Linked DNA regions of Mus musculus: regions 2, 3 and 4 are each linked to region 1. The links are chromatin loops, found by intact Hi-C in ENCODE. Cell type or tissue: left cerebral cortex. All regions are shown on one strand.

Region 1 (8,000 bases):
TTTGGTAACCCGTGGGACCCAGATCTGGACAGGACAGGACAGGACAGGACAGGGTGCTGCTCCAGGTGATCGATCGGGCCAGAGCCTCCCAGGTCAGCAAGGTGGTATAGTCCTACAATCCTGGCCTTTCTCTTTTCCATCAAGAGGAAAGATGGAGCTGGGTCGTGTGAGGGTGACTGAAGGGAGATGTGCGGGACTGGGTGGGGTAGGAGAGCAAAGCAGACACAAGCTTTCAGCCCAGTACACTTGAGCTCAGCCTTGCTGGTGACCTCCCAGGTCACCAGGACAGGAAACACTTTCCTGTAGGCCGTGGCCTACAGGCAGCTGCCCCTGGGAGACTGAGAAAGCAGGAAGGAGGAAAAACCCGGTTACTTTGTCTCTCATTTTCCATGTGACCTGAAGTATTTTTGCCTCCTCCCTGTCGCAGCCTACCCTCCCACCCCCAGCATCCTGATGTGACCTACTTATCTGCGCCCTGAGAAGGGAGGCTCTCTGGAAGGCATCCCAGACAGGCGTTCCCTCCCTCGGAGTCTCCCAGCAAGCTCTTTAACAAGGAAAAAGCAGAGGCTGTCATAGGGGGTGGGGGTGGAATAGCGATGTTGGGAGGGGTGGGAGGAAAGGTAGATGGAGGCCAGCAGACCAGAGGAGAGGGCTCCAAGGTGCCATTGGTTACCAGGTCCCTTTCTGGCCATGACTGATGGTGTGAACCCAAAGGGATAGAAGCAGTGGGAGGAAAAAAAAAAAAAAAAAAAAAAGACAGTTCTAGATCTTTTAGGAGTTGTCTATCCGGGGCTCACTGAGCATTTATCTGATCTTTGAGCCTTAGTTTCCTCATCTGTGAAGTGGGGACAATTTTTACTTCAGAAAATTGATGAAAAGTATTCACCCTGCCCTCTGCTGTGTTCTACAGACAGACAACTCGATGAGGGACCAGAGGAGCTGTGTGTATCTGACAACGGCTTACAGCTTATTTCTAAATACATAGTCTGTGGCAGGGGCTTTATGTACAGTTTACCTCCCTTAATTCTGTGAGGGACATGTTATGTCTTTAATTTTTTTTTTTTTAACTTCAGAAAAGATAGGTCATTTGTGCAAAGTCACCACGAGGCAAGTAGCCGAGTTTGAATGTCTCTCTGGATCACGTGGGCTCCAGTCCTTCCCTAGACTACAACTTTATTGGACTTAATAAGAAAGGATTTAGCAAAGCTGGGCTTGGCTCAGGCCAGGTGATCTCAGCATTTGGGAGGCTAAGGCAGGAGGATTGCTACAAGTCTAGCTACGGTCAGCCTCGGCTGCAGAGTGGGACTCTGTCTCAAAGTGAGCAGGGCTAGATTTGGCAAAACCCACACTCCCAGGTCTTAAGTAGATTTAGAAAGCTGAGTCAGGTTGGTGATGGAGAAATCAAAGAATAATAGGATTGTATAATGCTATCATGTTATGCTAATCTTGGCTCTGAGGAAAGATTCCCTTCTGTGTGGAAGGCAGTAACAGAGAGCATTCCCCTGATTCTGCTGGTAGCTCCCCATGCCCTCAGGGGTACATCCCAACCCCAGAACCATGGCTGCTCTGTTTGCTCTACTTGTTTTTGTTTTTTTAAATCAAATGTATTAAAATACACCCATATTATTCGCTAAATAAAAATTTGGATATAAACCCTTTAAAAGAATTTTTGCTTTGTTTTTTCCTAATTTTCTAAACAGTATTATTTGTTTGAATTGCAAATAAATACAAACAACATACACCAAGGTTAATTAGCTTTTTTTTTTTTTTTTGGATAAAATTTCTCATCAGGCTGGCTTCAAACTCTCAGCAATCCTCCTGCCACAGCATCCCCAAAACTGGGGTTACAGGCATGCACCACACAATGAAAAATGCAGTATTTGAATTCAGGAATTAATTGCGGTGTTCAGTTCTGGCCTGGGGATGTAGCTCAGAGGGTTTGTCTAATGTGTGCACAGCCCTACGGTACCATGTAGGCAGCAATGTTTCTCTTTCAGGTTTCAAGTAGACTTGGGGAAGCTCACAGCTCAAGACTTGTTGTGCACATTTACCTAGCAGGCAAAATGGCCTGCAAGTAACCCCTGCCCACCTCCCCTGCATGCTGAGATCCTATAAATACTGTTTCCCCTATCTAGAAAGTTCTCTCTCCTTCTACAGCTAGATCCCATCCACTGTCGCCTCATGGCCCTTGGCTTTTGTTCTACCGCTGAGCACTTGCATGAGTAACCTTTCAGGAGCCTCATCTATAAAGGGATCCATAGGGGATTAAGGTTACCTTCGTAGGGTATTAAGTAGCTGTCCACGAGAGCTTGGTCTCCACCAGTCTGCCTTTAACCAACTCTCACCCAGCTGCTGGAGCCCTGTTTGTCTTCTTAAAAAAAAAAACTGCCTTTTATGTGAGGAACACTCAAGAAAGGAAGTCTTGTTTTCGAGATGGGGTCTTGCTGTCCTGCCCTGGTTTGGTCAGGGGAGACATTCAGTGCGGAGGTTCCAATCTGAACCCAGCCCCTCACTCTGGTGGCATCCTTCCACCTTAGAGGGCTACCAATAGAAAAATGAGTAAATGTGGGTACAAAGGTGGAACTAGAGATGCTCTGGGACCTTTGGGACCCAGAGCAAGTATTATAATAGGGCCTCCGGAATGAGCTGGTAATTCAAAACCCAACCCCAGAGTGACAAAATGGTCTCTGACACCGGACTGTCCCTGTTATCTGAGAGGAAGGGGCTCCAGAAGAGACATGGCAGGGGAATCTCCTCATTTGGTTAATGGCATTAAATAGCTTGTGGGCTTTGGGTGTCACTCAGTGGTAGAACACTTATTTTCAGGACCCTGTCTGTGCTCACCTTCAGCCTCAGAAGCAAAGACAACAACAAAAAACAAAACAAAAACAAAAACAAAAACAAAAAACCCAACCAAACAACAAAAAGGATCTGTGGAAAGAGGTGGCTCAATGTAATACTAACCTATGGGGGACTTAAAGTGTGTACGTCATATCCAAAGGCCGCCTCCACCCCTTCTGGAAAGTCCTTTAGCTTTGTTTCAGGGAGCTCTGATGTGCCCTCCATGATGGCCTCCAAGCACACAATGACGCCTGTGGGGGTTTTCGAATGGGGGCTTTTTGCCATCCTGGTATGAAGCTGAGTTAGTCAGAAAAACTCATGCCTTGTAATCCGGATGCCTGCTAGGTAAGGGCCCTGTCACTGAGGTGTCCACAACCCAGTCACGACAGAGCCTTGGTCCTGCAGGCCTAGACCGGCTGTACACACTCCAGAGAGTTCTTGTGAGGCTTAGTGGAGGACGTTTGTAAATACAGACCCTGAGCAGAGCTCATTCTGCCTTTATCTAGTTCTGAGGGCCATGCATCAAGCAGCCGCACAGATCTGGGTGTGAAGGCTGGAACTTTAGCAACTACCAGCATTTCTAGTGTCCCTACAAGTCACACAACCAGGCGGAGAGGTGGAGGAGGGGGACGAGACGGGGGAGGGGGGCGGACTGGGGACAGCTGGGGGGGCGGGGGAATGGGAGCGTGCACACGGTCAGCTGACTGTGGCCGCCCGAGGGAGCACTTCCCAGCCCTCCAGTCTGGGGGGTGGGGGTGGGGGGACTCAAGGCGACTGGCTCCTCCTCTCCTCCGGAGCCAGCCCCTGCACAGCAAACTCCGGAGCTCAGCCCTGCTGCAGGGCTCAGTGGGGTTGTTTCAGTTCCCTTTTTCGCAGAAGAGGAGTTCTTGGTTTCCTGCTGAGTTTCCCCCAAGGCTTCCCTTCTGTTACAGCTGCTGCTACTGCAGTCACCTCAGAGTGACAGCTACCGCTTTTGAAGGCCCGGTGTTTTGTGGATGGGATGTTTTGTTTTGTTTTGTTTTGTTTTGTTTTGTTTTGTTTTGTTTTACTTCTGGTCAGAGAAATCCAATTTATAGATGAAAAAATTTAAAAGATGAGAGAAAGTTCCTTTGCTCACCGTCATGTGAGCTTATATAGAGAGTACAATACAAGCTAGCAAGGGATAACAGACGCTGTCAGATCTCTGGGTGAGGCCTATGCAGGACCATTTTTTTTTCTTTTCCTTTCTTTCCCTCCCTCCCTCCCTCCCTCCCTCCCTCCCTCCCTCCCTCCCTCCCTCCCTCCCTTCTTTCTTTCTTTCTTTCTTTCTTTCTGTTTGTTTTCCGAGACAGGGTTTCTCTGTATAGCACTGACTTGTCCTGGAACTCACTCTGTAGACCAGGCTGACCTCAAACTCAGAAATTCGCCTGCCTCTGCCTCCCAAATGCTGGGATTAAAGGTGTGCGTGCGCCACCACTGCCCGGCAGGACCATTTTGAAGTATGATATTGTTAGGACATTTTTCAACCTTAGCCATACTAGGACAGTGCTTAAGAATTCCGCTAGAATTTACCAAGAGCAGAGTCAAAGATGTGTGTGGAATTTTGACCTGACTTCCAAGAGAAGCATCCAGGTTTGGGACTTATTTCTTTTCCCATCCTCTCTGCCTGGTATAGAGAGCACAAGACTAAGCTATAGTTGAGAGCCTCTGCAAGCAGAACCTTGCTATAGACCCATACAACCTGAGGACGTTGGTCGCAGTTTGAAGGTCCAGAAAGCTTGGCATATGCGCAAGGCAAAATTTGTTTGGTTTTTTTGCTGAGATCCCAGCTAATGGCTGGTTTTTATTATTTGAAAGTCAGTATAGGCAGATTGTCAAATAATTTAATCTCAAAGCATGACTAGACAAGAGAAAGGTCTACCAACCACCTGTAGGAGCTACTCTAAAGTGAGTATACAGATTGAGGAAGGTCTAACCCTATTTTCTAACTGGCTGCTCCTTTCTTCAGAGATTAGAGCTGAAAGCACTCTTGAGTGTGGGAACCATGGGGGAAGAAGGGTGTGCTAACACAAACAAGACAACTAAAGGGGGAATTTTATGCACTGAAATGTTGCTTGATTCTAGAATTGAAAGTCACACCAAAGGGGGGTGGGCACAATAAAACCGGCTGAGGGTATAGCTGAGTAATAGAGCCAGGTTTGTGTACGTGTTAGAACCCAGGCCCTGTTCCCAACACTAAACAGAACACACCCCTTGGAAAGAAACCACCAAGGGACTGAGAGATGGCTCAGCAGTTAAAAGCACTTGTTATTCTTGCAGAGTACCTGGGTTCGATTCCCAGCACCCACATGGTGGCTCTTCACCATCTGTAACTCTACTTCTAGGGGATCTATCTCATGGCTACTTCTAGGCACCAGGCATGCACATGATACACAAACACAAGCAGGCAAAACCCTCAAAGTGAGCAAGTCTTTAAAACAGAAAGAAAGAAACAGCTAAGAAGAAAAGGGAGTTACCAGGCACCCAGGAGGAGCTAAGGAGCATATTGGAGACCCAAGGCTGCAGGGTTTTGCAAGGGAGGGAGGATAGAGTGGAAAAATTACACTTTCCTTGAGCCAGAAACCCTGATATCTCCTTTTTTTGGGGGGGGGGGAGCGTCAGTTAATCTGGGCATGATGGGTGCACATGCCTATAACCCCAGCCAGCACCCTGGGGACAGAGACAAGCAGATTCCTGAGACTTCCAGGCCAGCCTGGTCTATAGAGCAAGTTCCAGGGCAGCAGGGATGCATAGAGATCCTTTCTCAAACAAAACAAAACAAAACAAAACAAAACAAAACAAAGCAAAGCAAAGCAAAGCAAAGCAAAGCAAAGCAAAACAAAGCAAAACAAAGCAAAACCAAACCCCAAACACACAGACCAAGAGTCGGTTTCCATATTAACAGAGCAAGGACTTCAGATGTGATGAGTTTCTAAGCTGTCGCCCAGCTTGGAAACTCCTGCGTCTACAATGATATTTTCATTAAATGACACTCTGCTCCTCCAGCTCAAAAACACGTTAATCATCTGACTAACTGCTCAGATTTCCTGCTTTATGAGATCATCATTGCCTGTTCCAAGTGCTTTTGGCTGCCAGAGAGCAAACTTTCCGCTGGTGGACTGGAAACGTGTTTCACTGTGACAATAGAGCTGGCAGTTGGAGGGCTGCTAATTTAATCCAAAACAGTGCTGAGCTGGGGTCATCTCCACCCGGCTTTCCTGGATCTCAGACGGCAGTTTCCTACTTTGCTTTCTGACAGCTGCAAACTTGATCCTTCAGGGTTTTGCCAAGGGAGAATTGGGGTCCTGGAAACCGTACCTCATGCTCCCAGCTAGCTTAATGTGCCTCTCTCTCCTCCAGGCCACTGTCACTCTTGCCTTAAGCAGTGGTTCTTAGTAACTTAGAGCTGAGGTTGAACCTACCTTCAGGAGTCACTGGTTTGGGGATCCATGTATATCTTATGACTACAGTCTGGATAATGGTCATGTTCTGTCAGTTACAAACCACACATAGTTTCCAGAATGCTGCAGTAGCTCCTTACAGGTACCCTGGGTGGCTGTGTGGGGGTGGGGTGGGGGGTGGGGGGGTAGGGGTGGGTGTGTTTGTGTATGCTTGTGTGCTTGTGTGTGTGTGTGTGTGTGTGTATGCTTCTGTGAATGTGTGTCTGTGTAAGGATGTATATGAGTGCATGTATGTCTGTGTATCTTTCCAGAAAATTCTCACATAGTGCCCCGAGTACTCTCACAGAGGCACGCACACCAGGGAGGGGATTAGGGAAGGTTAGTCACTAATCACCTTCAGAAGTGTGGTTAAAGGCAAAGACTCTGGAGCTGAACTGCCTGGGTTTGAATCCTGGACCTGTCACTTGTTTGCTGGGATGTCTGCTCTAGGGAAAACTACTTACCCTGTCTGTGCCTCATTTTCTTAGAAGATTGTTGTAAAGGGAAGGCACCAGGAGCAACCAACATCTACCGGGGTAAATGCTATGAAGGCCTTGGCAAGTCCTGTGCTAACTGCCTAGGATGTATTATTCCCCTTTTGAAAAGGAAAAAAAACATACTGAAGTCTACACTAGCTTGCAACAAATAACTGTGACTGTGTCTATGAAGAAAGAGAAAACTGATGTAAGATCAGCCTTTTTGTCTTGTCCGTTTCCTTCTTTGTAAAAGGGTTTGTGCTGTGCCTAATTGTGTGTGTGGTCCTCCTCCTCTTCTTCCTCTTCTTCCTCCTCCTCCTTTTCCTTTTAAAGTCAGGATCTCATGTAGCCCAGTCTGGCTTCAGTCTTGCTATGTAGCCGAGGAAGATTATGAATTCGTGATGTCTGCTTCCTTCTGGTATCGCCACACCTGGTTTTATGTGGTACCAGAGGACTGAACCCAGGGCTTCATCTGTGATAGGCAAAAATTCTAGCAACTGAGCTACATCCTAACCTCCAGCCCCTACTTAATACTATGAATTACCATGCTAGACTATATAGATGAAGCTAATGGTAGTTTTAGCGATGATGGTTGAACCTAAGGTCTTGTGTATCCTGAGCTGGTACACAATTACGTACTTTTACCCGGTGCAGAGAATTACATGCTATGAATATGCATCAAACTGCTCTTTAAGTAATTAAAAGATACATGTATTGATTATAGGCGCATGTATGTGTGCACTTGCGCATGTGCCTGGGGGCATGTGTGATAAGGTCAAGGAACAATTTTTGGAAGTAAGTTCTTTCCTTCTACTGTGTGTGTCCCAGAGATCATACTCAGGTTGTCAGACTTAGCGGCAAGTGTGTTTACACACTCAAGCATCTCACTGGCCCTGTCCTGCACTGTTTATATGTCCCCACTCATGCCTGCCTGTTTAACGTTTATCATATACTCCATGTGAGAGGGAACAAAGACGGTGAAACCTCATAGAATATGGCTCCCAACAGCTTCACTTTACAGAGACACATGAAATGACCAAGGACCAACACAAGAAGCTATGTAGTGATATACTAACCTGAATTTAAAACTAACAAATTCCTGTGATGGCTCACAGCATGGAATACTATTATTCATAAGGCCAATGCAGAGGCGTTGTTGTGAATTTGAGACTAGCTTTCACTATATGGTAAATTCCAGGCTAGCTAGGGCTACAAAAAAGAGGCT
Region 2 (8,000 bases), 66 kb after region 1:
TGACGCCCTCTTCTGGTGTGTCTGAAGGCAGCTACAGTGTATTTAGATATAATAATAAATAAATCTTTGGGCTGGAGCGAGCAGAGGTCCTGAGTTCAAATTCCCAACAACCACATGGTGGCTCACAACCATCAGTACAGCTACAGTGTACTCATATACATTAAATAAATCTTTTTTTTTAAAAAAAGATTTAAAATAAAATGAAATCCCTTCCCACTCACTGTCTTTCTTCTGTCTCTATGCTAAATGGCTTTGTCCTGGGTTCTGTTCAAGAATGTGTCTTAGACAGAAGGGACTATGGCCCTGGTGAACTTCCTGACAGCCTGGCACAAGGGCCAGCAGGTTGTCAGAATCAGCACCTGGCAAGTGTGTCCACAAAGATTACTAAAGGTGCCTTCTTTACCTGAAGGCCACTCTCCTGGAAAGTTGTTCCGAAATAGCATCCTTTTGGGCTGCAGAGCAGGTTGGGGCGGGATTCTACCCTGAAACACCGATGTTGTCTCCCAGTCAGAAGAGACTCTCTCTACCCTCCCTCTGTACAGCCCTGGCATCCAGTGACCCACTGTCTTCCATTCCTGCTTTCTGGACCCCACTGTGGACAGCCTCATCTCCATACTCACCACATGGCTCTAACTCTCCAGGCTGATGTCAGTGCTGCCTCTGTGCAGTTCCTTCTAGAGAACCAGCGTGTGATCAGATAGGCTGATAATAGCCACTGAGGAGGCTGAGGCAGGAGGATCACAAATTCAAGGCCCACTGGGCACAGGGTAAGTGCAAGGCCAGATAGGGTGACTTAGTGCAACCTTGTCTTAAAATAAGAAGGTGTGTGTGTGTGTGTGTGTGTGTGTGTGTGTGTGTGTAAGAGGATGGGGATACAGTAACAGTGTGTGAGAGACTCTAGGTTCACTCCACAATGTTGGGGGAACTTTAGTGTCTCTGGAAATACAGTTCTTCTGGAATAAAATACAGTGCATGTCTCTCACACAGCGTGCTTCTCACGGCTTGCCACCAAGCTTGCTTTAGTCTTCCATGTCTGTCTGTTATGGGCTATGCATCCTCACTTTCCTTAATGTGCAGTCTCCTTCCCCACTCATGGATTCAGACATGATATTACAGAAAATATTTGGATGGCCAGGAACCAAGCGTGGGTCTTTCCCAAGATCATCATTGCTCTTTTTGTTGTTGCTTGCTTGCTAGTTTGTTTTAAGACACAGTTTCTCTGTGTAGTCCTGGCTGTCCTGAACTCAGGCTCTAGACCAGGCTGGCCTCAAACTCAGAGCATCAAGTACTCTTAGCTGCCAACCTGTCTCTCCAGCCTCTGTGTCACTTAGCTATTACCAGCATAGGGTCATAGCATCATATTTCTAAGGACTCTTTCAACTAAATATATTTTTGATGTCTTCCCGTATCTACATCCCATCCCTAGGGGGTCTTTCTATACTTTTTGTTTTTTTTTGTTTTTCGAGACAGGGTTTCTCTGTATATCCCTGGCTGTCCTGGAACTCACTTTGTAGACCATCTGGCCTCGAACTCAGAAATCTGCCTGCCTCTGCCTCCCAAGTGCTGGGTTTATAGGCGTGCGCCACCACTCCCAACTCTATACTTCTTTTAAAGCAGATCCTCACCAGATGTAGTGACTCACACCCACAAGTCCAGCACTCATGAGGCTAAGGCATGTGTGTGCGTGTGCATGTGTGTGTGTGTGTGTGTGTGTGTGTGTGTGTTGCAGGGGATTGGAGGGAGTACATGCCCTGGTGCACCTACGAAGGTCAGAGGACAACTTTTAGGAGTCGGCTCTCTTCTTCTACCACATGAGATTAAATTCAGGTCATCGGGCTTGGTAGCAAGCACCCCTACCTGCTAAGCCATCTTACTGGCCCACATTTTTACATTTTAATAGATCATTGTCAAATTGCCTGCCCAAAAAAGGCATGTGGTAATTTTGGAACATTCCTGCAAAGGATTCTTGATTAGCCCCAGATTCACCCACACGATTAGTATCTCTTGAAATCTCTTCGAGCAGACTAGAATACACGCAGACCCACACATGAGCAGTTATACAGACATATATGATGCTTTTTTTTTTTGCTTCGTAGTCTCTAGTTTTTTTTAAAAAATTTTATTTATATATTCTTTTAAATTATGTATGTGTGTGTGTGTGTGTGTGTGTGTGTGTCCGGGTGTGTGTGGATACTTACAGAGGCCAGCTCCATGGATTCCCCAAAGCTGGAATTACAGGTGATATAAGCTACCGGACATAGGTGGTGGGAAGGGAACTTGGGACCACTGGAAAAGCAGTAAGTGCTTTACCAGTGAGCAATCACCTCAGCCCTTTCCTGATTTTCTTTATTAGACTCTCTTTTAAGACCTCAGTACACAGCAGGGAAATCAGCCAAGTTGTACCTGCCACACACTCACATTTAACCTGTGTGCTGTATTGTCTCCCATTTGTCATTGTCTTCTGACTTTAGGGTGGGGAACCGCTGCTCTGTACGGAACCATGGCGTACTGCAAGAGGAGCTGTGCTGGGGCCCTGAGCGGCACTCCAGCCAGTCTTCATGAGGCACAGCCCGAACAGATCAGAGGGCTAACTGCTTGATAACTTGCCAGCGAAATTACCACTTTAGGTCCTTTGTCTACAAAGTGAGAGTGAAGGCAATACATACCTCATGGAAGTTCGTGTGTGTGTGTGTGTGTGTGTGTGTATCTGTGTGTCTGTATCTGTGTGTCTGTCTGTGTGTATATGTGTGTACAGAGGCTAGGAGAGGACACCAGATGTCTTCCGTCATGGCTTTCCACCATATTGACTTAGGATAGAGTATCCCCACGAACCAGAAGCTCACTCTCTGGCTGGCCAGTGAACTCTGGAAATCTGCCCGTTTCTGCCCACCCTCCACCTCCCAGAGCTAGTGTTCAGGCACATGAAACCATGCTGGGGTTTTTCTTACGTGGGGGCTAGGGGTTCAAACTCGGTCCTCATGCTTTATGAGATGAGCCCTTGTTTCTGAGCTATCTTCTTGGAGCCTTATGGGATTATTGTGGAACAAAATGAGCTCATGGTCTCCACAGTGTTTGCCATGCAACAACTGTGTTCAAATAGTTTTAATTTTTTTCCAGTGACACTTATTGGTCTTATCCAGGTACAGTGGCACATTCCTGTAGCCCACGCTACTTAAGAGGCTGAGCCAGGGGGTGGTGGGGGGGGGGGTCATTCAAATCCAGGAATTCAAGAACCTCCTAAGCGATGTAGTAAGGCCTCCTTTCAAAAGAAACAACAAAAAATCGTTGTTGTTGCTGTTGAAGGCAAGTGTGGCACTACAATCTTATAATCCTACTACTGAGCTTTAGGCCAGCCTGGGCTACATACTGAGCTTTAGGCCAGCCTGGGCTACAAAGTATGATCCTGTTTCAAAAACAAACAAAGAAACAAGATCATTTAAGGCATATGGGTTTCATGCCACACTTACAAAGTTTTCTTCATTCTAAGATTAAAAAAAATATTCTCAGAGTGCACTGGTACTTTTAAGAATCTGCTGGGGGGAGATTTTTGAGACTCAACACCTAAAAGAGAACAAGAACTATTAATAAAGACAATGGCCATCTTTTGTTTTTTTGTTTTTTTTTTTTATTTGTTTGTCTGTTTTCTGGGACGTGGTGTCTCTGTGTAACTGTCCTCCCTGGCTGGCCTGGAACTCACTCTGTAGACCAGGCTGGCCTCGAACTCACAGAGATCTGCCTGCCTCTGACTCCTGAGTGCTGGGATTAAAGGGTACTCCATCCATCAGTACCTGGCCCACTGGGGTTCTTTTTACCACAGAGGCTGCCATTCCTTTCTTATTTTACTATCTTATATGTAAGTTTGACTTTTCACAGGCTAGGACCAACACCCCACACATACACCAGCCCCGCCCAGTCCCTGAGAGGCCAGCCCACACACGCATCATATTGAAGCATAGGAAAAACATCTCTAAGACTCTCTGAGTGAACTGGCCCCTCAGAGTCTCAGTCTCAGGTCTAAAGAGTGGGTAGAGCAGTTTTCAAGCCTGTAAGCATCAGAAATTGAGACAGGGGATGGAGAGTTTGGGGCCAGACTGGGTTCCATATTGAAACTCTCAGAAAGAAACAAAACCAACCAAACCAACAAAACCCAGAATGGTGAGCTGTCCCTCCCATGCCTCATAAGATTTTACCTGCCACCAAGTGGCAGGTGGCACTGCAGCAATGCACTGACTGGCCTGGAAGCTACAGTGTGGGGGCTGACCAGTGCACAAGACACGTGTCTTCAGAAGCTTCCGTGGTGGGAGAGGCCCTTTTTGAGGAAGGAAGCACCTACTTGGTGGTAGTCCAAAGGGTGTTGAAAGCATCCCAAACAGTGGGAAGGGGGCAGCAATTTGTAGCCTACGAATATGTATTCCATGCCTGAGACATGTTGAGCCTTTAGCTACAGAGGCCCAAGGTTGGGGAGCTGGCTGGGTTGTTCTCAGAGAGGAAGAGGAAGGAGAAGGAGACGGAAAGCAACCATGAGAGACCAGTTCTCAAAATAGAGGCTTCTCCTTTTGAGTCCAGATATGACTGGTCAGATAGCGCATGACTTCATTTTACAATGGTCGTCGGGGCTTTGCTTATCCTTAAATGCATCCTGGCTCCAGTTCCCAGGTGACTGTGAGTCTGTAAGATTACTCACGTGCAAATACCTTTTCTGAGTAGCTCACATGTTTGGCACTCTGTACACTTTCTGTTGCTAATTTAACTGGAATTGTTCTGTCTCTGGGGGCTTTGCCGTGGCTTCAGTGTGTCTGCATTCCCGGGGGTCTACAACCAGCCACTGCCACGTGACACCCCCCACCACCACCACACATAAACACACACACACACACACACACACACACACACACACACACACACACACAGAAATCTAGATGTCAGGGCATGCAGCCTCACCTGGTTATCCAACTCTGACCCCTGACCCACTCTGGTTTTGCTCTTGATCCAGGCCAGAACTTATTCCACTACTATTGTACCCTGACACAGAGTCTCGGAGGTGGGGGGGGGGGGGGCTGTGGCCCCTGGGACATGTTATGATGACAGTTTTCCTTTGCTATGGGCCCCTCCTTTGCAGGCAGTTCTACCATCTGCATGCAATGTAAGTAAGGGCTTAGAATTGGGACACGTAGGTCCCTTCCATGCAGATCTGAATGCCTCTCCACACCTCTAGAGCCAAGGAATGGAGTCCCACAGGGGTCCAAAGTGACTCCTTACTGAGAACACAGTCATGGAGGTGAAAGATTCCTGCAGAGGGCTGTCTCTGGCCAAGCCTTACAGGCCTGCCCTGGGGGTGGGGGTGGGATATTTGGTGGATGCTATGGAAACCTGAGCTCTGGTTTCAGCACACCTGCTACGTGACAGTGGAAGGTTTCCTTGCTGTATAGCTGGTTCCTTGTTTATAGAATAACAAGGTTGGACACAGGCCGAGAGCCATACGCTGCAGTTGTACCCAGTTTGTGGGAAAGTGCCCACAGTTTGAAACTGAATGCCTTGAAGTGGGGTTAGTCCTTTCTGGTGAAAAGGAGCGATTTCCCCTTCTCCTTCCACCTCTGAAGGTGTCTGAATTTGTGCCTTTTACGGCTCCCTAATCCTAGCTCTTGAGAAATGATCCTTGCTGGCACCATGGACTGTGAGGAGGGAATCTCCACTCACCCCAAAATGAACACCTAGGCTAAGCTGGAGTCCTCACTGTTTAGAGAACAATTTTAGGCCAGTTCAGGAACAACAAAGTGGATACTATTTTCCCCAGGGGCCATGGTCCTCTGTGTCAGAGACCCCTACCCCTAACCCTTCTCTCCTGTACTTGGCTTCTCTGGACCTGCTCAGGCAGGCAGCCCCCAAACAGACCTCACACTTGGTTTAGTGCCCTTTCTCCCCCTCCTCCCCTTTTTGGGGACAAGGTTTCATGTTGTAACCCAGGCTATTCTCAAACTCACGATCCTCCTGTCTCTGCCTCCTAAAGGCAGAATATTTCATGTGTGTGCTATACTCCTGGTCTCAAAGAAACTAGATAAGTGATCGCCTAGGAGTTATAGGAGCAGCCCCAGATCTGGCACCTTTTGTTTTGCTTTCATGTATGTCTTTGTGAGGGTGTCAGATCCGGTGGAACTTGAGTTTAAGACAGTTGTGAGCTGCCACGTGGTTGCTGGGAGCTGAACCAGGGTTCTCTAGTAGAGAAGTCAATGCCCTTAACCTCTGAGCCATCTCTCCAGACCCCACTGCTTTTTTTTTTTAAACACTTAAAAACAAAACAAAACATCAGGCTAGCAAGATGGCTCAGTGAGGAAAGGTACAAGCCGTCACACCTAATCACCTGAGTGGGACCCCTGAGACCCACGTGGTAGGAAGAAGAAAGTCACCACCTCCGGGGAGCTGACTTGTAATTGCCCCATCCACAGATAAATAAATAAATAACTCTGAGGAAAAAGGAAGAAGTATATATGATAGTCTTAACTGTCACCTTGACTGGATATAGAATTGTCATGGGGGCTGGAGAGATGGCTCAGTGGTTAAGAGCACCACTGGATGCACCTCCAGAGGTCTTGAGTTCAATTCCCAGCAACCACATGGTGGCTTATAACCATCTATAATCAGATCTGGTGCCCTCATCTGGCCTGTAGGCAGAGTATATGCAGGTAGTAGAATGCTGTATACATAACTAACAAGCAAACAAACAAACAAACAAACAAATATCATAGAAACCCGCTACCACAGCTGTGACTGTTATCTGGAAAGGTTTTACAGAGTAGAAGAGGCCCACCTCAAATGCCAGCAGTACCACCTTAGGTCCAGCAGCTCAGAGTAGTGCCCCAGGGTAAGGAGTCAGATGTCAACCTTGCTTGCCCTCACCTTCTAAAAATATAGAGGAAGCATGAGCCCTGCTTGTCACCACACAGCTATCCAGTTGCTTCCAGTACGGTCCCTGTCTGCCACCTAGCACCTGCTCCCTTGGGCCTCTTACTTGACAGCTGACTTGGTTCTCTGATGAAAGCCGGGTACCAGCATTCATCTCCTTTCTGAGTGTGAACACAATGTAGTCAGCTGTCCCGCTGTCCCGATGCCAAGCTTTCCCTGCCATGATGGGCCATGCCCTCAAACTGTTAGCCAGAACTCAGCCCTCCTCCTTTAAGTTGCTCCTTATCGGGTATTTGGTCAACAAGAACAGTAACCATGTAATACAATATGGGAGCTTGGCAAAGCATGTGTCCAGTACACACAAGATACAATTCTCAATACCAGTCAATAAGCAAACTAACAAACAGAGAAAGAAAAGGAATAAAGGAATCTGTCAGTGGGGGCTGGAGAGGTAGCTCAGTGGTTAAGAACTCTTTTTTTTTTTTTTTTTTTTTTTTTTGGTTTTTCGAGACAGGGTTTCTCTGCGTAGCCCTGGCTGTCCTGGAGCTCACTTTGTAGACCAGGCTGGCCTCGAACTCAGAAATCCGCCTGCCTCTGCCTCCCGAGTGCTGGGATTAAAGGCGTGCGCCACCACGCCCGGCTTTTTGGTTAAGAACTCTTAACCACTCTTTCACAGGACCCTGAGGTCAATTCCCAGCACCCACATGGTGCCTCGCAGAGGTCTGAAACTTAAGTTCCAGAGCATCCAGTGCCCCTTCTGGTCTCTGAAGGCACCAGATACACATGTGGTGCATAGATGTGCATTGAGGCAAACACTTATACACATGAAATAATAAAATTGGGCTGGAAAGATGGCTCAGAGGTTAAGAGCACTGACTGCTCTTCTGAAGGTCCTGAGTTTGAATTCCAGCAACCACATGGTGGCTCACAACCATCTGTAATGAGATCTGATGCCCTCTTCTGGTGTGTCTGAAGACAGTGACAGTGTATTTATATATAATAAATAAATAAATCTTTAAAAGAAAGAGAGAGAAAAAAAAAAAAACAAAAGGGGCTGGAGAGATGGCTCAGAGGTTAGGAGCACTGACTGCTCTTCCAGA
Region 3 (8,000 bases), 80 kb after region 1:
CCCCAAACAGAGAGCCGCAGGAGTCTGCCCTTTTGTGGGTTTTGGCCTGAAGACAGTGACAGCACCGGGCCTGTCAGCCCTATGTGAGGATTACAGTCCAGGAGAGAAAAAGACAGTCCTTAGGGGTGGAGCAGGTTTTCCAACAGATGTCCCAAGCCACTCCCCTGTCCCGGAAGTGATGCCACACCCTAAAGCTCTTTTCTTTAATAAATTTGTGGGAAAGCAGTGTGTATTTGAGACACTTAAGTTTCTTCTCCAGCATCCTAGCACCAAACACTAGCAAGGGACTGAGCTCGGGGACTGTGCAACCCAAGAATATGCAAGAGAGGATCTTAAAGGTGGAGACAGCTTAAGTTCAAGACCAGCTGGGCTATGCAGTGAGACCGTGTCCAAAGGGGCAGGGAAGACAGCAGAAGAGGGAGCCATATAGAGGCCTAAAGAAGGCCAAAGGCCAACACAGACAGGGGAACAGAGCCTGTACCAAGGGAAGGGGTCTAGCAGAAAGAGGACACTTCCTCCAGGGGCATAGAGCAGACAGGCCTCCAGAACAGGCAAGAAGGGTGGAGTATGTTTAGGGAACTGTGACTAATGTGTACCATTGCTTCTCAGCATCCTGCTCCGGGCACAGGCAGAGCCTTCAAAAACGGTTAGCTGTTAGTCCGCCCCATGGGGAAGGGTGGGGAGAAGAGTAGGAGACAGGCTGGAGAGATGAGCAGCCCAGAAGGCAGAAGTCTGCAGGCCAAGAGCAGGAGCAGGGACCCTGGATACACAGTGTCATCACGCTTGGGCGAATATTTCCTTTTCTTGGGAGATTGGTGTGGTATGGCATGCCTTGGGTGTGGACAGAGGCTGTCCAAGGAGTGGAGAGGCATTACAAGTCTCTGGGGCTTGTGGAAAAGCTAAGTGGTGCCTACACCAAAAGTTGGGCTGGGACAGGCCCTGAGTCAGAAGAGATTATTTAAAATGCCTGTAGGGCCACATATGGGCGGATAATCCTGAGTTGGGGGTTTGTCTGCTTGTCTTCCATAAGTTCAATATTTCTCAAGGGCCTGCTTCCCATCCTTCCGCCCTCCACTTGGATGCTGATGATCAAACCCCATGGCCTCATGAATACTACAAGACAAGCATTCTACAAGGGAGCTTAAGCCCCAGCTATGCACAGCAAACAGGACAGATGTTCCCTTCTCACAGCAGAAGTAGCCAAGGTCGACCAGTTCTCCCAGATGCTTCTGTTAAATGTTTTAACATTTTCAATCCAAGGCAAACCTCTGTCTTCTTTGCCCACAGCAGTGCAGGGGTTGGGGACACATAGGCCTGGAAGACTCAGGCAAGTCTGGAGCAAGCTTCCCTGGGACTAAGGGCTAGACTTCCATTGAGCAGTGTGCCCTGACCAGACTATAGGATTACTTCCCTTCATCTGACTACCACCATGTAGTTCATCTTTAGGGTTCTTTGTTTTGTTTCTTTCCCAGGTTGTCCTTGCTTTTTTCCTGTCTCAGTCTCCTGAGTGCTGAGATTACAGACGTGCCATCCTGCATTGTTCATATGTTTGTCATTAGACCCTAAGCATGTTTTAGCTTCTGGAACATTGTAGGGGAGGGGTTAAGATGCTGACTCCAGTACAAAGGGAAGGGCACTCTACTGTGTGGTTTTCGGTGAGTTCCTTGAACTCTTTGCATTCTGCTCACTACATGGTGATGCTCTCATCTTTGCAGGGCTGAGTGAGGACTAAGCTGACTCATGTCCTGTATTTAACGCTGTGCCAGATATGTCCTCCATAACTATGAGCTACATGGTTCTAGGGTGTTGGAGCTACACAGCCACACAGTATATTGGGCCTACATGGGCTCCAGCGTATGTGCAACACAGTGGGGCAGGCCCATCACCTTCCCAAGCTGGACTCTGATAGGACAGCAGAACATCCCAACACCTACTTCAAACCCATGAGTAGAATAATTTTCCTGGGGTTACGGTTTAAACAAGCATTCTAGGATGGACCCACCCTTTCCTGGGGTAGGAAATCAGCCTCTGGAAGCCGGGGACTCATCGCCAACTTTCCAGGTGCTCTTAGAATCTCTAGGTGGCTTACTACTCCGAGGCCAACTGACAGGTCATCATTTGACCTACTCTCTGTGTAGCCGGGGTTTGAGCTGACACACAGAAGGACTGCCTGCATGGCTTTTCTCAAAACTGACAGGAGTGACTCATCCAAAGGTCACCAGTGCCTGGGGCTGCATGGGGCAAAGTGATTCACTGTCTCTAGCCTGGCCTGGCCCCACAGCTGCCTGGCCTTAATTCCTCTCAGCGGATAGTCTCAAGCCTGAGACTCTCCACCCAGAGGAGGGAGCCTCCTCCTTCTTTGATGGCTCTGCTAAAAAGAACTCAGCTCTGTACTTGCACAGACAAGGACAGGGTTGGGAGAGCTGGCCTGCTCACACACCAGCTTGATGGATCGGAGAAGGGACCAGGTCTCTACCTTCAGCTGGGTTCTGGGTCTTTTGTAGCCTCTTGGTAGAACAATTTTATCCAACTTCCATCACACACACACACACACACACACACACACACACACACACACACACCATGAGACAGCATCCATGTAATCTCATTTCTAAGAAAAAGCAGGATGAGATGGTGGACATCAAGGTCCCTGGTAACTAGAATGTCAATAGACAATGTGACAATGTGTTTACTTTTCTGTTAGAGCCAGTCCCTTCCTGTTTGCCTGAATTGAGTAAAGAAGCAAAAATACACAACGACAAAGATGAAGGGCTGAATTAAGAAGCTCACTTGAAGGGATAGGATTCCCAGGCTTGGGGTTGGGTGGGGCCTGGCAAGAGGGCTAAAGGGATTGCAAACTGGAATGGGGGAGGTGAGGCAAGAGCGGGGTTGGGGGGTGGGAATTAGGTCTTTGATGTGCTCACCCCCTACCTACCCACCTCAATCACAAACCCCACATACTTTAGTCCTGAAGGTACTCTGGGTCCCGGAATGGACCTCTAGGATTCCCTCAGCATAACCCTGCCCCTCGACTCACACCTACTACTGCTGCCTTCAGGTTCCCAGGCATCCCTGGCTGGCAGGATTCTCTGGGGCTGTTATATCTTGAACAGGGTCTCCTGGACCCTGGCCTCGGACTCTGTCCCTCTGTTACTAAGTGAGCGTATAGAATGAAGGAGAGCAGGTCCTGAGCAAGACTGAGAGATGACCATTGTGAGACAGATCTCACAATCTTGGATTCTGCCTTAACTTCCAGGGAAGAAGACTCACTCCGCCTCCCCACAGCCCATCTCCTCCAGAGGCCTGGTTTTTCTTCACGTTGTATAGATATGAAACTGAGCACCCATGCTCTGGGGAGAACTGAACCCCCATGCTCTGGGGAGAACTGAACCCCAAAGCCAGGAACCCAAGATCATGAACCGCCGCCTCCCTAGCAGGGTTTGAGCTGGGCGGGAACTTCCAGCCTTCTGGTCCAAGCTCTGCAGACGGGCCCTGGATGCTGTCCCTCGGCCCACGGGAGAGGCCAAGGCAAGTAGGAGCCAGGGATTCTGACTCCATGAAAGAATGACTCATGCTGAATGGCTCTGCTCCCTGATCCAGCCCACATTCCCGGGCCTTTGTTCTGACCCGCCGGGGCTCCGGCCTTAAAGGGCCAGATCTCCCAAGGCACCACCCTGTTGCAACCCCATGACCCTCGCTTAGCCAGATCCCTGATGGAGTTTCTAGTGGGCTAGGGAGAAGAATGCTATACTGCAGGATTTAGGGCAGTAAGTGGTTCTCAACCTGTGGGTCGAGACCCCTGTATTAGAAACCATACATTTACATTATGATTCAAAAATTGCAGTTATAAGTAGCAATGAAAATAATTTTATGGTTGGGGGTCACCACAACATGAGGAACTTGTATTAAAAGGCCAAAGCATTAGGAAGGCTGAGAAACACTGGTTTAGGACAGCGGATTCCATTCTCAGACCCAGCAGGTCGGGGGAGAGGGGCGGGGGGGGGGGGGAGAGGCGGGGGTTGGGGAGATAGAGACGGTAGGGTGTAGGGAATCTTTTCCTCACTTGCCAAGAACCGAAGAGATCAAAGCAATTTCCTCCAGAGTCTCACAGCCCCTCCCTCTGAGCACACCTTCCTCCCAGGCTGCAGGTCTGCTGCTGTTCCCACCTGGGGATCCCTCCATCATCTCCCTCAGATCCAGCTTCCTGTTCCTTCGTTTTGGTTTGCTATCTTTCTGTTTGGCCCAGGATGGCCTTAAACTCAAAAGCCTCCTGCCTCTGCCTCCCATATGTTGACATTATGGGCAATACCACCAGGTTCAGTACCACTGGCTTTCTTAAACTGTTCCTTGCCAGCTGTGTCTGGTGGGTTCTAGGCTATCCACTTGTGTGTATTCAGGCTCCAATCTTCAGGTTCCACAATTCTGTCCTGTCATGTGGTGGGGCACTTCCTTGGGACTGAAATATCACTCTGACACCTAGTTCCCAAGCAGCTTCTTTGAACCTCGCACGCCACCCTGTGGACACAGGAGAACTGGCCTTCGGGAGAATAGCAGAGCTTCAAGCAAAATGAAAGCGAGACCTGAATTCTGAGAGGTCCACACCTTCTAAACCCACAGTTATCCCACATCCTCTGCAAAACAGGCTCTTAAAGCAACAGCAACAAAAGGTAGAGAAGCTGGAGGTGGGACTCGGTAGCAGAATGAATGGTGTGCATGTGTGAAGGCCTGGTAACACACACACACACACACACACACACACACACACACACACACACACGAGGCAAGCATGAGAGAGAGGGGATTAAAGTTGAGATTATGATACTTTTTTGTAGAAATTTGGAATGATGTTTCCCAGCATCTCCTGCTCTTCCAGGACTCCTTAACCCCCCAAGCCCCACCTACAGCCAATGTTAAACACCTGGCTAGAGGTTTGAGTTAAGGCTCTGCCCCTGAAAGTTTTTAGAGACAGCCAGTCTATCAACTCTCAAACCAGGTGTGAGCTGCTTTTGGAAGGAGGGGCAAAGTCCTGAAGGATGGTAAGGAAGGGCTTGAGAGGGGATGGGAAACAGCTCAAAGGTGGGGGGTTGGGAGATTGGGGAGTGGGGATTGGGGGGGCAGCCCATTGGAAAATGTTATCAAGTGAGCCATCTGTTGGTGTTCTCAGAGTGATTCAGACCAGGCCTTAAGCAAATGAGCCAGGGCCTTGGCCTATAGCCTTGGGTCGGATGTAACCATTGGCCTTCCCATGGAGTCTGGAAGAGGGTACTAGATCCCCCTAGATCTGAAGTTAGAGGTGGCTGAGAGCCACCTGTGTTGGCTGTGTCTTCGGTAAGAGCAGCAAGTGCTCTTAACAGTTAGAAGCATATCTCCACCTCTGGAGTTCAGCTTTTTCATTTTCATTTTTTAGTTCTGGGAGCTCGACTTGACTTTATCGTTCTCTAAATATGAATTTTGTAAAGTAGTTTATAATTAAGACATCCATTTGTCAAGGATTTCTAGCTTTGAAACAACTCTCGACACAGCGTTACAGCCTTGGAGTTTCCCGGTCCTTCCCCAGTCAGCTTCTAGCGGTTTTAGTTATTGATACAATGTTGTCAGCCCGGCCTACAAAGCTAATCTCCTCGTGAGATCACAGCACAGGAAGGGAGAGAGGAGCATGCTGTCAGGCAGAAACAAAGGCTCCCTCCTCATCCCAAGAAGCCAGCAATCCAAGGCGGTGGGGTGGTCGCTGTTCTAGCTCAGGGCTTCTGAGAGGCTTTCCCTCGCCCCAGGCCTTGTTGTCTAACAGTTGTGTGTAGGGTGCTATTTTAACCCCTAGGCGATGACTTCAAACAATGCCACTCTCTCTGTTCTCATTTAGCTCAGGGAAAGGATAAATGTTCTATTTTCACTAGGGCCACCCAAGTGTGTTCAATTAAAACACATTTGAACCTTGTATAGATTAATTAAAATTGTGCGGCTAGGGGAAAGTGTATCCTTGTGGAGGTCAGAGTTCAAAGCCGGGTGTTTTCCACAATCACTCTTCATTTTGAGACAGTCTCTCACCAGACCCGGTGTTCCCAGACTGACGGAGATTGGCTGCAGACTCCAGAATCCACCCATCTCTGCTCCCCAGTGCCTGGCGAGCATAACAGTGTGAACTTGGGTCTTCACTTTTGCAGTTCCCCAAGCTTCACTTGATCCTCCTGTCTCTCTCTACCGCTGGAGAAGGCCAGTGGGAGACTGGGAGTGAGTCCCTGGGACGGCCCTTCTTCCTGGCTGCCTGCCTACCAGGGACTCTAACTCCTCCAACAGGCCACCTGCTGATGGACTGGCCCAACCAGTTCCAGACCAGATTGGCACGGGCTACTCAACAGTCGCCGGCAATTCAAGCCCTCCTTCTTTAAACTGGCCAATCCTAAATTGGAGGAGGAAAACTTTTTAGCGAATCTAAAACCTGCAGCTCTCAAGAAGAGATTGGATTTTTTTTTTCTTTTCCTTTTAGCCCCAGTTTGCTTTTGGGGGTGGGAAATCTCTTTCTCCGGGTGTCTGCTTTGTGTGTGTGTGTGTGTGTGTGTGTGTGTGTTTCTTTGCCTTCAAGAAATGACTTTCTGCAACTGCAGATTGTCTGCTGCTGTGGTGGTTGAGACGTCTCCCCTGCTCGCCGTTGTGCTCGGGGTTTGTCCTGCCTTTCAATTCTTTAACTGGCTGAGAAGACACAACAGTCAAGACCCCTCGTCTGTAGATTATTAGGATTACAAGTGTGTGTCACCAGCAGCCACTTGTGTTGTCCTGGGGGATCAAATCCAGGGCTCTATGCTAAGCATCCTACCAAGTGGACCACACTAGAGCCTCCAGTCTGATTTTGATGGTCATGACCAGGGCCCAATGTGAGCAGCTTGTATCCCAGCGGGTGGAGCACAGGGGTGAGTGGTGACTGTCTCTTCTAACTCACCCAGCCTCACTTCTTCCTGGTGGGCATGCTCCATCTACATTTAATAAGGAGTCCCTGTGAATCTTCAATCTCATCCCCTAGCCAAGGTTACACCTGACTTCCCCATCTCCTCTGCATTCCTATCCTACCTAAAGCTGGAGTGCACACTTCAGCTCAGAGGCTGAGGCCAGAAGATGGCGAATTTGAACTGTGCCTGGACTATACATGAGACCCTGTCTTTAAATATATGTGTGTGTGTGTAGTAAAACCAAAGCAGAAAAAAACCAAAACAAACAATTTCAAGAGAGCCTACACATGAGCCACCATGTTCAACTCCAAAACGACTGTTAGGCTATCTTGGGTATATTTATTAGTGTCTATTTTAAATTTTTCACTTACCACCCTTGTGTGTCCATCACACATGGCATGGCACACGTGTGGGTGTCGGGATGACACATGTGTGGGTGTCAGGGCAGTTTTGAGGAGTGGGTTGTTCCTTTCACCTCCAGTTCCACGCATCAAGCTCAAGTCCTCAGGTTTGGGCAGCAAGCATGAGTGCCTGTTGAGCCATCTAGCCAGTCCCATCTATTCTGAGACACGATGTAGCCCAGGCTGGCCTTATATTCGTGGTGATTGTCCTGGCTCTGTTTTTCCAATACTGTGATTTCAGATGTTACTACCACAACTGGCTTCCTTTAAAGCCCTGATTCTGATTAAACAGGCCCTTCCGTCTCAAAAGGCCTAGGTATAATTAACTACCTGAGCCTTGTGAAGATGTGAAGGGATGTGGAGAACCTATTAGAGTTATGCATGCTGAGTAAAAGAGACACCCAAACTCCCTAAAACTTATTTCTCTCATCCACCCACCACCTATCCATTCATCCATCCATCCCAGTCTATAGACCTACCCGCCCACAGTTTACCTATATCTCTGCATCCACCCACTCAGTGACCTCTCTATTCACAGCCCACCCACCCACCCACACCACACCCTGGAGACTGACTTTAGGCTGTCAGACTTTACAGCAAGCACTTTTACTCACTGAGCCACCTCATAGGCCCTTGTGTTTTGAGACAGGGTCTTGTG
Region 4 (8,000 bases), 47 kb after region 1:
AAAGAAGGGAAGGGAAGAGAAGGAAGGGAAGAGGAGGAAAAAAGGGAAGGAGGGAGGGGGAAGGACAGGAAGAGGGAGGAGGAAGGGGAAAGGGAGGGGAAGGGAAGGGAGGGAGAAGGGAAGGAAGGGTGGATACCATACTCAATGAAAGAGGACTTACAAAAGCAGAGGCAGCTCGTGTGCATCTCTGTGGCCTCTGGTTCATGATCTAGGGCTTTCTTTGCACAAATGGTACCTCTTTGGTAAGTGTTGTTCAGATCAATTATTTAAAACAAAATAAGAGGCTGGGGTGTCCCTCACTGGTAAGGAGCCTTCTTAGTTCACTGGTAAGGAGCCTTCTTAGCTCACTGGTAAGGAGCCTTCTTAGCAAGCAAGACACGGGGCCCAATCCCCATTACTGCAGGGAGAAGAAAAAGCAAAAGCAGAAAGGAAGGATTGAGGGGCTGGAGGGGGCTCTGTGGCAGAACACAAGCTGAGCCCGTGCAAGGCTCTGGGTTCCATTCTTAGCTGCAAGACAACACAAAGTCCCTGGGTCACCTGGTTCCCTTTGCTTCTCAGGGCACAGAGAGAGATCCAGTGAGGAACAGGACCTTGCCTAAGGTTGCACAGGACAGCCAGAAGACAGAACATAGAAAGCGCCCATGCTGTGACAGATGCTCAGAAGTCACTCAGCTCCAGTGCCCTTCCTTTCTAACTGACAGCACCTTTCTAACTGATAGCACCATGAGTGAGTGGGTGGGTCCTCAGCTTTCCCCACAGCTTTTTGTTTTTTCTTTTCAAGGCACTGGAATCAAACCCAGGACCCTGGCTGTGCTAGGCAGGTGCTCCTGCTGCAGCATATACCCAGGACCCCAACTGTGCTAGGCAGGTGCTCCTGCTGCAGCATATACCCAGGACCCCAACTGTGCTAGGCAGGTACTCTTCCTGCTGCAGCATATACCCAGGACCCTGACTGTGCTAAGCGGGCACTCTCCTGCTGCAGTATATTACCAGGACCCTGACTATGCTATGTGGGCACTCTCCTGCTGCAGCATATATCCAGGACCCTGACTATGCTATGTGGGCACTCTCCTGCTGCAGCACATACCCAGGACCCAGACTATGCTAGGCGGGCACTCTTCCTGCTGCAGCATATACCCAGGACCCTGACTGTGCTAAGTGGGCACTCTCCTGCTGCAGTATATACCCAGGACCCTGACTATGCTATGTGGGCACTCTCCTGCTGCAGCATATACCCAGGACCTTTTTTCACTTTTTATTTTGAGACTGTTGTCTCACTAAACTGCCCAGGCAGGCCTTGGAAGTGTGACTCTCCTGTCTCAGTTTCCCAAGTAGCTGGTATTACAGGCCTTGCTACCAGGTCTGGATGACGCCTCTGTTCTTGCCCCCATTCTGTACGGCCTCTGAGTTACTTAGCTGAAACCAAGCTGCTAATTAAGACCGGAGTGGGGTTTACTAGTGGGAGCGACTGTTGGCATCTTGCCCACCACACTGCCCCTGTGTTGTGAATTGAGCAGCTTGGTTAGCACTCTGGGCTGAGACTATCTGGATTTGAATCCCAGTTCCACAGGGGTTGTGCTTTGGGTCATAACCGTCCCCCAAAGAACGTGTACAAAAGGCTTAGTCATCAGTCCATCATAGCAGAACATTTAGGAGGAATCTGTGACATCGAAAAGGACAGTGGGACCCTGACCCCTTGCTCTCATTTTGCTCCCAGGCCTCCATAAAGTGAGCAACCTTGTAACATCTGTACCTCACAGTGATGTGTCCAATGTGACAAGATCAAGCCATGGGGGGCTGACACCTCAGAAGCCATGAGCTCAACGTAATCTTTCTTCCTCTCGAGTCATCTTGCAGTATCTGTCATGGTGATGAAAACTGACAGACATTAATTAACACATGACCGTCTCTCCTCTCAGACACTTCAGCTTTCCCTGTGATATGGGAAAATGCATTTGCCCCCAAGAAGTTGTTCTGAAATTTAAATGGATTAGAATATATATTTTAGGGGTTGGAGAGATGGCTCAGTGTTTTAAGAGCACAGCTCTTCCAGAGGTCCTGAGTTCAAATCCCAGCAACCACATGGTGGCTCACAACCATCTGTAATGGGATCTGATGCCCTTTTCTGGTGTGTCTGAAGATATAAAGACAGCTACAGTGTACTTACATATATAAAATAAACTCTCTCTCAGTGCCTAAGAGATGGCTCAGTGGTTAAGATCACTGACTATTCTTCCAGATGACCCAGGATTAATTCCTAGCACCCACATGGTAACTCATAACTCCAGGATCAGGCACCCTCATGCAGACATACATTCAGGCAAAACAGCAATGCACAGAAAATAAAAATAGATTTAACAAAATCAGATAGTGATTGTTCCCTCTCCATTTCACACCCCCCCCCACGTGTGTGTGTGTGTGTGTGTGTGTGTGTGTGTGTGTGTGTGTGTGTTACTAGGGGCTGAATTTAGGATTTCACATATGATAGGCAGATACTTCATTATGGAGTCATACCCTTGGCCCTCTTTATAATTTCCATTTTGAGACGAGACCCTTTAATCCTACTGCTTCGACTTCATTAGTAGCTGGGATTGCAGGCCGGACCTAGTGCAGTCTTAAGTGTTCAGTATGCTTTGAAGTTTGTGTTTGACTGTTGCTACACTGGTGGCTCCAGAGTTGACACTGAGCCTTCATGAGGACAGACATTCAATGGTAGAGTTTGTTACTGATGAATAATGTAAGATTCCAATGATACTTTAAAGGACTCTCACATGTATAATTTGAGAGTGCTGGGGTCTTCTTCTTCTTCTTCCTCCTCCTCCTCCTCCTCCTCCTCTTCCTCTTCCTCCTCCTCTTCCTTCTTCTCTTCTTCCTCCTCTTATTTTCTTAGTCACAGCACATGGAGGGCTGAGCTGGGGCTTCAGCTGTCCACAAGTCCATTTCCTCTTGCCTGTACCATCGTTACAATTCCGCCTCCCATTCTAATGTGCTCATGTTGAAATGGGGGTGGCACCCACAGCACAAAGGCTGTGGCTGACTGCCAAAGGACCTCAACCAGGAAAAGTGGTGGGAGGCAGCCAGCTCCTGCCAAGAATGGGAATGTGATTTCCTATCCCACCCCCACAGGGGCCCCCAGCCTCCTTTCTGCCCACTTCTCCTTTCCCCTAGTCCTGTAGGCCACAGGTTTCTGTCTGAAAAAGCGATTAGCAGCGACTAACTCAGCCTGTCTCCTCCTGCCAACTTCCTGAGCACAGGGGCAGAAGGCTCTCTCTGCCAAGAAGAGAGCCTTAGCCCAGCACCCAGCCTGTGTCAGCGGGATGTTGACAGTCATTGGTCATTTATTCACAGCCAACTGCCACACTTGAGAGGTGATTTTATTTAATGGTTGCCAGCCAGGGATACCTGACCTGACTAACCTGCTGGGTTCCTGCATAGCGCTGAAGCCTCGGCTGATACAATGTGTTTTCTGCCCTTTTAGTCCTGTGCTTGCTTTAGTAATGTGGTACAGGGCTGCTATTGATCCCATGGTTCAAGCTCTCCTGCAGCCCCAGGATGGGCTAGGTGGGGGGTCGGGTAGGAGTGGTTAAGTGAGATAACTGTGAACTTTAGATTCCCCTACCTTTACCTCCCTAAAGCTGGGATTATAGGTATGCACCATGATGCCTGGTGCGTGCTTAGGGTCAGCTATCTCTAGTATGCCCAGCATGCTACCTTGAAAAGCAGGTGTAGCACACTGCTTCTCAGACTTTAATAGATATACAGGTGACCTGGAACCCTAGTTGCTCCTATAATGCAGGTACTAGGGGTTGGAGAGTTGGCTCTGCGGTTAAGAGAAACTTACACTCTTTCAGAGGACCCAGGTTTGGTTCCCAGCAGCTACATAAGTGACTCACAATCATCAATACTCAGTTCCTGGGGATCCGATGCCCTCCTCTGACCTCTGGGAACATCAGGCACACATGTGGTGCACAGATACACATGCAGGCAAAGTACCCACGCTCCTAAAATAGAGTAAGCAAATCTAAAAACAAAGTCAGGTTCTTCAGCTCAAGTGTGAGGCTCAGTGGCCGAGGGCCCATCCAGTGTGTGCAAGGCTGAGTTTCAGCCCAAGCCTTGAAACAAAAAGGGGACAAGGGGACAATATTCTGATTGGCTGGGTCTAGGGGGAGGCCAAGAGCATTTGTAATAAACGCTCTGGTAACGCTGCTTCAAGTTGCTTGAATAAAAAAGGTTTCTGGAGAAATCGTGGTTAAAATCCACTGGGGGAACTGTGAAGTCGGGAGGATTTGTTGTAGAAAGATGGGGTGTCATAAAGCCAAAGGGTGAGAGTGTAACTGGGCTTCATAAAGATTTGAAACCAGGGGTTCTCATGACCACAGACCTTTCTTAAAAAGAAAAGAAAAAAATGTGTGTGTGTGTGTGTGTGTGTGTGTGTGTGTGTGTGTGTGTAGGTGAGAGGACAACTCTTGGGAGTGGGGTCCCAGGGATTGAACTCAGGCCATCAGACTAAAGGGCAAGTGCCTTTACATGTTGAACAATCTCACTAGACCCACAGGATCCTCTTGGTCAGTGTTCCATGTACTTAACTCAAGGCCTAGTTATCCCGGCCCCACCCCTGGAATGCCCCGCCCCTGGGATGCCCCACCTCTCCTCACCTCCTTTTCTCTTTTCCCTCAGATCTCCTCAGTGACAAGGTGATTCTGTCCAGAGTCCTGTAGGTTGCATGTCTTGCCTTCTCTTGGTTTGCCCTGGTTCTGTGATGCCCTTTAGTAATTCCCTATGGCAGCAAGCAAAGGCAACGCAGTGTTTGCGTGCTGGGGTAAATGAAGTCACCCGTACCCTCAGCTTCTAGTGAGGCTGCGGTTACACCAACACCAGGCTTCTGTCCTTTGCGCTGGTTCTCAACCCGTGGGTTGCAGGGTCACATATCAGATAGCCTGCATATCAACTATTTGCATTATGATTCGTAACAGTAGTAAAATGACAGTTATGGAGTAGCCACAAAATGATTTTATGCTTAGGGGGTCACCACAACATGAAGAATTGTATTAAAGGGTGGCAGCATTGGGAAGGCTGAGACCCACACTGGTCTGTGTGTCTCACGTCTGAAAGCTTTTAGATTCTTCTCACCTCCAGTTCTAAAAGGTCACCATAACGCACCTTGGGGTAGGCACATCTTTTCTAACTCACAGTAATGCATAGTTGGCCAGGACTTTACACTTAAAAATGTGTGTTCTCTGCTCTAGGGGAAAAAAAAATCTAAGTCACGTTTAAAAGTCTGAATTATCTTGCCCTTTCTTTCTCAGTTCATCTTATCTGGAATTCCTGTTGTTGGGCTCTTCAGCCTTGTGAGTGGAGTCTTTCATTTTCTTAAACTTTGTATCTAACTGCCCCTTGTCTTTATCTCTGTTTTCCTTTTTTGTGAAAATTTGGTTTTCTTTTAAGACAGTGTCTCACTGTGGAGCTCAGGTTGGCCTTGAACTTGAGATCTTCCGGTCCTACTCCCATCCCCAGTAACTGGAATTATGGCCTTGTGCTACCAGTTCCAGTTCTAGCTAGTCTTTCTGGCCAGATACCTGTCTGGATCCATACTGGAGTAGGGAGGAAACCCCAAAAACCCAATTTCTAGAACGATAATGGAGGAGAGAGGGCACTGCTTAGATTGTAGACTTTGGGCCAGGTGCCTCCAACTCTGTCCACTACCACACACCTGCTCCTGTCTCACGTCCCACGTCCCTTCTCAAACCACCAGGGGAAAAAAAAAAAAAGACCAGCATCCTCCCCTTGATTGCTTAAGACAGGGTGTCAGGTAGCCCAAGTTAGTGTGAACATTTTATGTAGCTGAGGATGATCTTGAATTTCTTATCCTCCCGCCTCTACCTTCTAAGTTTTGAGATTCCAGATGTATATCACCAAGCCTGACCAGGGCCAGTGTGACACAGTCATAGTGTGCAGGGTTTGTCCACATCTTACACTGTGGCATGGGAATGCTGAGTCCAAACTAGTGTGGATTCTACTGGATCTTAGCGGAGCATGCTGGCACATGCCTGACATCCCAGCAGTTGGAAGGTAGAGGCAAGAGGATTGCCTTGGATTTGGGGGCTAGCCTGGGACTACACAGTGAGTTAAATGCCAGCCTACTTACTCTACTTATTGAAATCCTGTCTCAAAAAAGCTGAATGTAGCTAGGTATGTGGTAGAACATGCCTTTAATCTCAGCATTTGGGAGCCAAGTGGATCTTTGTGAGTTCAAGGCTAGCCTGGTCTACAAAGTGAGTTCTAAGACAGCTAGGGATATTGTACAGAGAAACCTTGTCTCAGAAGACCAATAACCAGGAGCTAAAGAGATGGCTCAGAGGTTAAGAGTACCGACTGCTCTTTCAGAGAACCTGAGTTAAATTCCCAGTAACCATATAGTGGATCACAACCATCTGTAATGGGATCTGATGCTCTCTTCTGGTGTGTCTGAAGATAGCGACAGTGTACTCACATACATGAAATAAATAAATAAATCTAAAAAAAAAAAAAAAAAAGACCAATAACCAAAAACCAAAAGAAAAAGAAGAAAAACCTGAATGTGTTTGTGAGAGAGAGACAGAGGGAGACAGAGACTGAGAAACAGAGATAGAGACAGAGAGAGAGAGAGAGAGAGAGAGAGAGAGAGAGAGACAGAGAGAGACAGAGACAGAGACAAAGAGAATATGAATGAGTGAACAAGTGGTACACCATGGACAGGAAATACTCAGACAGTTGATTGTGGCAATGTTTGTACAACTCTGTGACCATATGAAAAGTCATCAAATTGTATGCTTTAAAGCATGAATCATGGTTTGTGAGTTGTATCTCAATAAAGCCATGACAACGGAGTCTCTGGAGCTAGTACTGTGCCAAGATGCAGGTCCCAGGTGTCGCTGTCCTTCGAAGCCTTTGGCATGTCTATGACACTTCTCAGTCACCACATTAGCAGGATGCATCCGAGTGACACGTGTATTCTTAACTGAAGGTCGTTCATTTGAAGAGTTGTCACTGGCTTCCTTAGGGGATGTCAATAGCATCACTGATAGTTATCAAGTCAGACAGATGAAAGAGATGGTTTTGTCTCTGCGCTCTCCTTCCCATGGCGGTGATTTCTTTCCCATGGGGGTGGGGGTGGGGGTGCAGAGGTCATGAGTGTTTGCTTCTCCTGCAGAGAGCTGGAAAAGGTTTGTTTCCAGCCCCTGGATCACCCTGCTCACAACCATGCTCACAACCAGCTAGAATTCCATCTCTGGGGAATCCAATGCTCTCACTGGCCCCCAGTGGCACCAGAGTGCATGCATTTGGGTGTGTTTACCTGTATAAGCATGCACACAAATTTAAAGACTAAATAAAATAAAACATTAAAAAATAAATTATTTCTGAGATTGGAATGATGGATTAGTAGTTAAGAGCACTGACTGCTCTTCCAGAGGACCTGGGTTTGACTCCCAGCACCCACATAGTAGCTCTTGCTCTTGTAACTCTTGCTCCAGAGGATCCAGTGCCCTCTTCTTGTATTCATGGTCTCCAGGCACACATATGATACACAAGCAGGTAAAACACCCATATACATAAATAAAAAAAATAATAAAATGATAATAATTTTTAAAAGGAAATAGTTTCTTTTCTTCCTAAAAGTTACTTAAAAAAAAAAAAAGAATAAAATGAAGCTGAAAACAAAACAAAGAACAACTTCTATTGGTAGCAAATAATATAGACAGCACAATAAAAGTGAGTGTGCAAACCTAGTTCATTCATCAATATTGTTTTCAATATGCTGGTCACTGCCCTCCAGCAATGCAGTGGAAAGCCAGTTGCAAAGCTGGAAGCTAGGAACAAGCATTTGGCTTTGTGTGACCATCTCCCAAAAGACAGAGCTCTCCCTCTAGAAGAGGAGGGCTGTTTTAACTATCAGAGGACTTGGAGACGTTTTCTTCTCCTTGAGAACTCAAGATTATTTTTATGACTTAAGTATTAGGGGG

Evidence for each region. Peaks named below come from ENCODE experiments on the same cell type or tissue, not always from the same donor. Only the 100,000 strongest peaks of a DNase experiment are listed, where the experiment ranks them.
Region 2: a loop joins it to region 1, with 2.2 times the contacts of the local background. A loop is called at or near these places in 18 of 42 quality-filtered maps.
Region 3: a loop joins it to region 1, with 2.3 times the contacts of the local background. A loop is called at or near these places in 18 of 42 quality-filtered maps.
Region 4: a loop joins it to region 1, with 1.8 times the contacts of the local background. A loop is called at or near these places in 7 of 42 quality-filtered maps.

The regions. Positions count from the first base shown.
Region 1 is chr6:120,108,948-120,116,947 of GRCm38, forward strand. The region is part of intron 1 of Ninj2 (ninjurin 2); the gene reads left to right. Among named protein-coding and RNA genes, the nearest start is that of Ninj2, 20 kb to the left of the region's middle. In left cerebral cortex, a CTCF peak has its summit at 3,640; DNase peaks (open chromatin) are centred at 474, 805, 1,318, 3,624 and 1 more place; H3K4me3 peaks cover 636 bases; H3K27ac peaks cover 3,783 bases.
Region 2 is chr6:120,175,335-120,183,334 of GRCm38, forward strand. The region is part of intron 1 of Ninj2 (ninjurin 2); the gene reads left to right. Among named protein-coding and RNA genes, the nearest start is that of Gm25327, 36 kb to the left of the region's middle. In left cerebral cortex, no CTCF peak of the experiment used is centred here; a DNase peak (open chromatin) is centred at 4,430.
Region 3 is chr6:120,188,871-120,196,870 of GRCm38, forward strand. The region is part of intron 1 of Ninj2 (ninjurin 2); the gene reads left to right. Among named protein-coding and RNA genes, the nearest start is that of Gm25327, 49 kb to the left of the region's middle. In left cerebral cortex, CTCF peaks have their summits at 443 (motif pointing right) and 4,517; DNase peaks (open chromatin) are centred at 1,737, 3,559 and 4,508.
Region 4 is chr6:120,156,225-120,164,224 of GRCm38, forward strand. All of the region lies in intron 1 of Ninj2 (ninjurin 2), which reads left to right. Among named protein-coding and RNA genes, the nearest start is that of Gm25327, 16 kb to the left of the region's middle. In left cerebral cortex, no CTCF peak of the experiment used is centred here; a DNase peak (open chromatin) is centred at 3,113; H3K27ac peaks cover 478 bases.